Regions from separate parts of the Mus musculus genome. Here region 2 is linked to region 1. A link is a contact called in ENCODE Hi-C or POLR2A ChIA-PET data. All regions are on one chromosome and are shown on one strand. Each heading gives the region's core, a stretch centred on a gene start or an enhancer-like site at or near the end of the contact. The rest is flanking DNA. Distances are from core to core; before and after follow the strand shown.

Region 1 (2,649 bases), core at 62-2,561:
GGGCTACATGAGAATCTGTCAGAGAGAGAGAGAGAGAGAGAGAGAGAGAGAGAGAGAGAAGAAGAAGAAGAAGAAGGAGGAGGAGGAGGAGGAGGAGGAGGAGGAGGAGGAGGAGGGAGAGGAGGAGGAGAAGGAGAAATAATAATAATAATAATAATAATAATAATAATGATGATGATGATGATAATAATAGGTAGCTCAGTGGTACAGTTTGCTTGGGGACAGCATGCTTGGGGCTCCTGAGCATCCCTGGGGGTGGGGCGGGGGTGGGGAGGCCAGAGCCACTGACCCAATCATGAACTCTTTACTCCAACGGAAAAGAAGAGGATCTACTTTTACTGACATAGTGTGATAGCTTTATACCTTACAGAAATCGTCAGAGGCACCAAGTTCAGAGTTTGCGCGACATTCTGGACCCAGGTACACCAGGATTACAGCCCCAGAAATCCTTTAGTGGTTCCTGAGACAAGGCCTTACTATGTAGCCCAAGCTGCGGGGAACTCATGCTACTCCCAACTCTACCTCACAACAGGCAAATGCCACCATGCCCTGGTGATCAGATAATTCCTTCCTAGGTAGTGAATGCAGGAGGTGGCAGAGGTGTACAAGAGGGCAGAGGGTCCACAATCTCCACGGTGTGGGTGCTCAGGGGACATTGGCACATTTAGCCTCAATACATACTTGCAAATTTTCTTCAGTTCCTTCATTTTCTGAGCATTGAGTTGGGATTCTCCTGAAGTTGTGAGCTCCTCTATCAACTGTGAAAGTTTCTGATCCATATCTAGAAACAAGGGACGCGGAGATGCTGAGTTAACATACAATAAATACTTCACGGTCTTAGTTTTAAGTTTATGGGGGACTCCAAATACTGGGGATTACGGCAAAGGCCCTAGGGTGTCTCTGTAGGTTGTCTCCCAGGCGAAGAAGGCTAGCCACCACATTCCCACGGAAGGCCATCAAGCCCTTCGGTGATAATTAGCTAAGGTTTTAAAGATGAGACTAACTCCGGCAGTCTTCGGTCAGCTGTGTGGGTGACGTTACCGCGGGCTAAGGGGAAATGTCACTAAATTTTAAGCAAACTGGCCGCACAAGAAACTCGCTCTCTGCAAGCGACAGTCTCTGGACAACTGCGGGGGCGACTGATCCGACCCTGCGGGCCGAGAATCTGACCAGCCACGACCCTCAGTCCGCCGCACTCGCTGCCTCAGGAGACGTAGTACCAGCGTCCCTCAGCCCCGGTGACACGGCCCGCAGGATGCAGCAGCTTGTTTCGCCCACCCCTTCCGGTGTAGACAGAGCTCTCTCTGTTACAGGCCCCAGAGAGCAGCGGGCACACACTCGCGAAGACCCGCGGCGCAGGAGCGGAAGTCACCGCGACGCGCCCGCTCTGGTCCAGTCCCTTTCAGATGAGGCAGCCACCCGTCTCCGTCATTTGCCTGGAGCGGCTCCACAGCGCAGGCGCGAGGACGCGGCAACGCGGTGACGCAACGCTCCTCCAGGGGGCGGGGCAGATCGAGAAGAACTAAGCGCGAGAAAAAGGAGGCGGGAGGGCCCGGCAAGTTCTTAAAGGGGCGGTGGCTTTGGGTCAGGAGTATGAGACTGAGGTGCAGAAAGAAGTTTTGATCTGGGGATCAGTTCTCTGGCCACCAGGAGGCTCGCGGCCTATGTACAGCCTCTGTATATCTGCTAAGAAAGCTCAGAAGGGAATCTGGGCGCAAGTCCGGTTGGGAAGGGTCGGCCCGCCTCCCTGACCGGGTCAGTTGTCCACCCCAGGACAGGCTATGGTGGGAGGCACCGTTGCAAGGCTGCCCTGGGGTAGTGGTGGTTGCACTGATTGGATGTTTTAAAATGTCAGTTCAGTCTCAACGTAGATGATTGTAGAAGATATGTCAGCTCTCGGCTAGAGCTGCTTGCTCCCTTCCTACAGCTTCACAGTGTTCAGGACTCTGGCCTCTACCAACCTCACGCTGCTTCAGCCCAACTCTTGAACGCACAGACCCCGGATACTGCCGCCTTAGCCGGCTCACAACTCGCTCTGCCTTTCCGCTGTCAGCTCCTGCTTCGCTTAGCAAAGGAGAAGCATACACCGGTCTCCCTGTGTATCCGGTTTGGGGTTCGGGTCTGCACCCATAGAGCGGGCATTCAGCCAGTTTGTGTGTCCTGCAGGACGGTCTTGAGCTTCTGGACTAGACTGTTAAAAGCATGGTGTGCCTACTGTCCCACCCACTTACCTACCCTTCCCTGAATCCGGGTCAGTGAACAAAGTCAACTGGACTCCCCCGACACGTCCGTCCCCTCCCCCCCCCTCCCCCGTTCATTTGTGTTGTGTTCAATATGTGAGGATCTGGCAACTCAACTTGTGATGTTTGGAATCTGAGCTCTTCCCACCACCTCTTGGCAGGTCCCAGTCCTCATACACTCGTGAGATTGATCGTGGACTGTAGTTTCTCATTTTACATGCACAGATTGCCCCCACCCATCCCACCCCCAAAATTTAAAGAGAATGAAATGTCTTTAAGATATTATTACATTTTTTTTTATTGGGGGGTTAGAAGGTGGGACCCTCCCTAGTATGATCAGGACAATTTCTGAGAGGTGGTTCTCTCCACCATGTGGGTTCCACTACTCAAACGGAAGTTGCCAGGCTTA
Region 2 (2,649 bases), core at 96-2,595, 280 kb before region 1:
AAAAGGCCTTAGCCTTAAAGGACTCTGTTCAGAGAAGGATGCAATAGAGAAGGGAAACTTATCAGGACCATCTGGAGTTGGAAAGAAAGCGTTTCCAAGAGAAGCCATTTATTTTGAAGTTGTGGTCAGGCTGTACGGAAGGAGGACTTAGAGGCACAGACCCAGGAACAAGAAATATCCCTGGGTTCAGGAAGACAGACGACAGACAGAATAGTTTCGCAGAAAAGATGGAGTAAGAGACTTGGGGCGACGGATGTCCCTGGCTCTGAGACGCGATTCTCCTACACGACACGCTCGACCAGAACAGGAACCAGCACGGCCTCTTTGGAGGCCATCAACTGGGTCAGACCGAGATCACTGGCAGGCCGGCCTGCAAAGCCCAGCCCACGGGCAGGTTCCTGTCCTGCCTAGGAGGCTAGGTGCATCCCCTGAGTTTAGAACAGAGGAGGCTGGAGTGAGGGGTGGGTCCTCAACAAAGGGAGAGAGCGAAGCTGCGGAAGACAGGAACGGTAACTCAGCTCGCAGGAATCAAGTTCCGTGGGGCTGATCCCCACCCTGCGCCCGAGGGAAATAAAAAATCGCCGTTTCCCTTACCTGACTACGGTTGCCAAGCCCTGGGCCCGCGCGGACGCCCACCGCAAGGGAGGAGCGCCGTGCCCGCTTCGCGCTAAGAAAACGGAGCAGGAGAAACCCAGCCGAAGGAACCCCAACAAGGTCCGCTCTCGCAGTCCCGGAACGTCGTCCGCTACGCCCGCCCCAGATTCAAATACCGAAAGTTGGCGTTCCACAGCCAATCAGCGCGTTGGAGAAGAGGCTTCCGTAGAGCCACCTGTGGCCAATTGCAAGCCATACTGGTCCCGCCCTTCTTGCGCAGGGAGTTCCGCTTCCGGGACTGAGGGCACAGTGGGAGCGTTGGGGCGTATGGGAACTGTGGTCTAGCATCGGGGGCCGAGAGGGCTTGTTGGTAGCCAGTGACTGTGAGAGCCATCATGGCCCAGAAAATCTCATGGTCGGCCGCGAATGCGGTTGGAAACCAGTTCGCCCTGGCTCGGTTTTTCTCAGCTGTTAAATGGACCCAGTTGCAGTGTCTCCTCCGAGCTGTTTGTAAGGGAGAAGTTGAACCCTTACGGGGGGTGTCTGGGCGGCTCACAGCTTGTGGGTCAGCGTAGGGTCCGAGAACTCCCCACTCAGAATGCCGGGGGCGGCCTCGCGAGACTCTGACTCCCAGGGTGCCCTTCGGGTCAACCCAACAGGGAAATTGTCTCCCACAGTGCCCCGCGGGCAGCCTGAGGAGGGGACTCCATTTCCTAGAATGCTTTGCGGGTGCCTGGACAGGAGGCGCTCAGATTCGCAGGATGCCCCGCCAGTAGCCGGACTTGGACTCCGTTTCCCAGAGTGCCCCGCGGGCGATCTGACGGCGGTGGCTGCGGCAACAAACCAACTGTCCAGAACTGGACTCTCCTGCCTCTGCACGGCCCAGTGAGCGGTGGCGGGATGGACAGCCCTGAGGTGACCTTCACGTTGGCCTACCTGGTCTTCGCAGTGTGCTTCGTGTTCACGCCCAACGAGTTCTACTCGGCCGGGCTCACAGTGCAGAATCTGTTGTCGGGCTGGCTGGGCAGCGAGGACGCCGCCTTCGTACCTTACCACCTTCGCCGCACTTCCGCCACACTACTGTGTCACTCACTGCTGCCGTTAGGTGAGCCTCCTGTGTGCCGGCCGGTGGTTGGCGCTTAACCGGGCGCTTGGAGACTCCAAGGGTGAGGAACTGGAGCAGAAGCCGGTCAAGATCATGAACAAGCAAGCGGGATCTCTGCAGCCCTGGCTGTGAGCTGAGCGCTCTAGAGCACCATACGCTCTTCCAGTTGGGAGGCGGCGGCCCTGGCGCTGTCCTGCGAGTGGTGCTCGGGTGGGGCTAAGCTCCAGTCTTTGACATCACTGCGGCTGGAGTGCAGAATCGTTCAGCCTGCTTGCTATGTTGGACGATTTCTATAGGAAAGAGCTCCTGTTGATTTCATTACAACAGGGGTTGGAGAGATCCCAGGGGAAGGTGGGTGTAAGAAGAGCAGGCAGAGATGAAGACGGTCAAGGTTGGGAATGTTAATGGAGCGTTTCCTTTGCCGGGCTAGGTCTATGGCCCTGTCCAAGGCCATGGTATGTGGTGCCCCAAGTGCTAGTGGGACCTCGGAGAGGCCCATCTGTTGGCTGATTGGAGGAAAGGTTGGGGAAACTGCTGGAATATAGCAGTGATTGAAGTCTGGGATCCAGATGAAGGAGACCTTTGGAAGCTACAGGGACAGGGAAAGATAGATCTGGGAGAACACATGTCTGCTTGTCTGTCATACTTGCAGCTCTGGGCACAGGAATGATTGGTGTGAAGCAGCTGCTTAGGCTCCAGAGAGGCAGAGGCAGGTGTGGTAATAGAAACACTCAGATCTGTTTTGAGAAGAAGGAGGGTGGAGAGGACTCCTTTGGAGAACTGGAGATGGAGTTGGCATGGTCATGTAGTTTGGTTTGGAGACCTAGTTAGTACACTGCAAGGCATATCAAGAGTGTGGGGCTCTAAGGCAGGACTCCTGACCAAGGGCTGTCCAGTGGGCACTCCCATACCAGAACAAGGAACCCAAAGTTAATAAGCACAAGTCACTC

What was found. A loop is a pair of places that touch in the nucleus more often than their neighbours do. ChIA-PET counts read pairs that join two places held with the same protein, here RNA polymerase II (POLR2A).
Region 2: a map of left cerebral cortex shows a loop between it and region 1 (13-fold over the local background). The contact joins the promoter of Tmem129 here to the promoter of Uvssa in region 1. A Hi-C loop is called at or near these places in 1 of 37 maps with a recorded cell type or tissue (left cerebral cortex). POLR2A ChIA-PET finds 5 or more read pairs at or near these places in 3 of 5 experiments (Patski and embryonic stem cell).

What each region holds. Positions count from the first base shown.
Region 1 is chr5:33,377,358-33,380,006 of GRCm38, reverse strand. Uvssa (UV stimulated scaffold protein A) reads right to left here and starts at 1,311. Exons shown (of 14, transcript NM_001081101.2): 1 at 1,005-1,311; 2 at 682-781. The coding sequence starts at 779.
Region 2 is chr5:33,656,673-33,659,321 of GRCm38, reverse strand. Tmem129 (transmembrane protein 129) reads left to right here and starts at 1,345. Exons shown (of 4, transcript NM_026698.3): 1 at 1,345-1,699. The coding sequence starts at 1,495. It overlaps Tacc3 (transforming, acidic coiled-coil containing protein 3), which reads right to left and starts at 1,194. Exons shown (of 15, transcript NM_001040435.3): 1 at 595-1,194.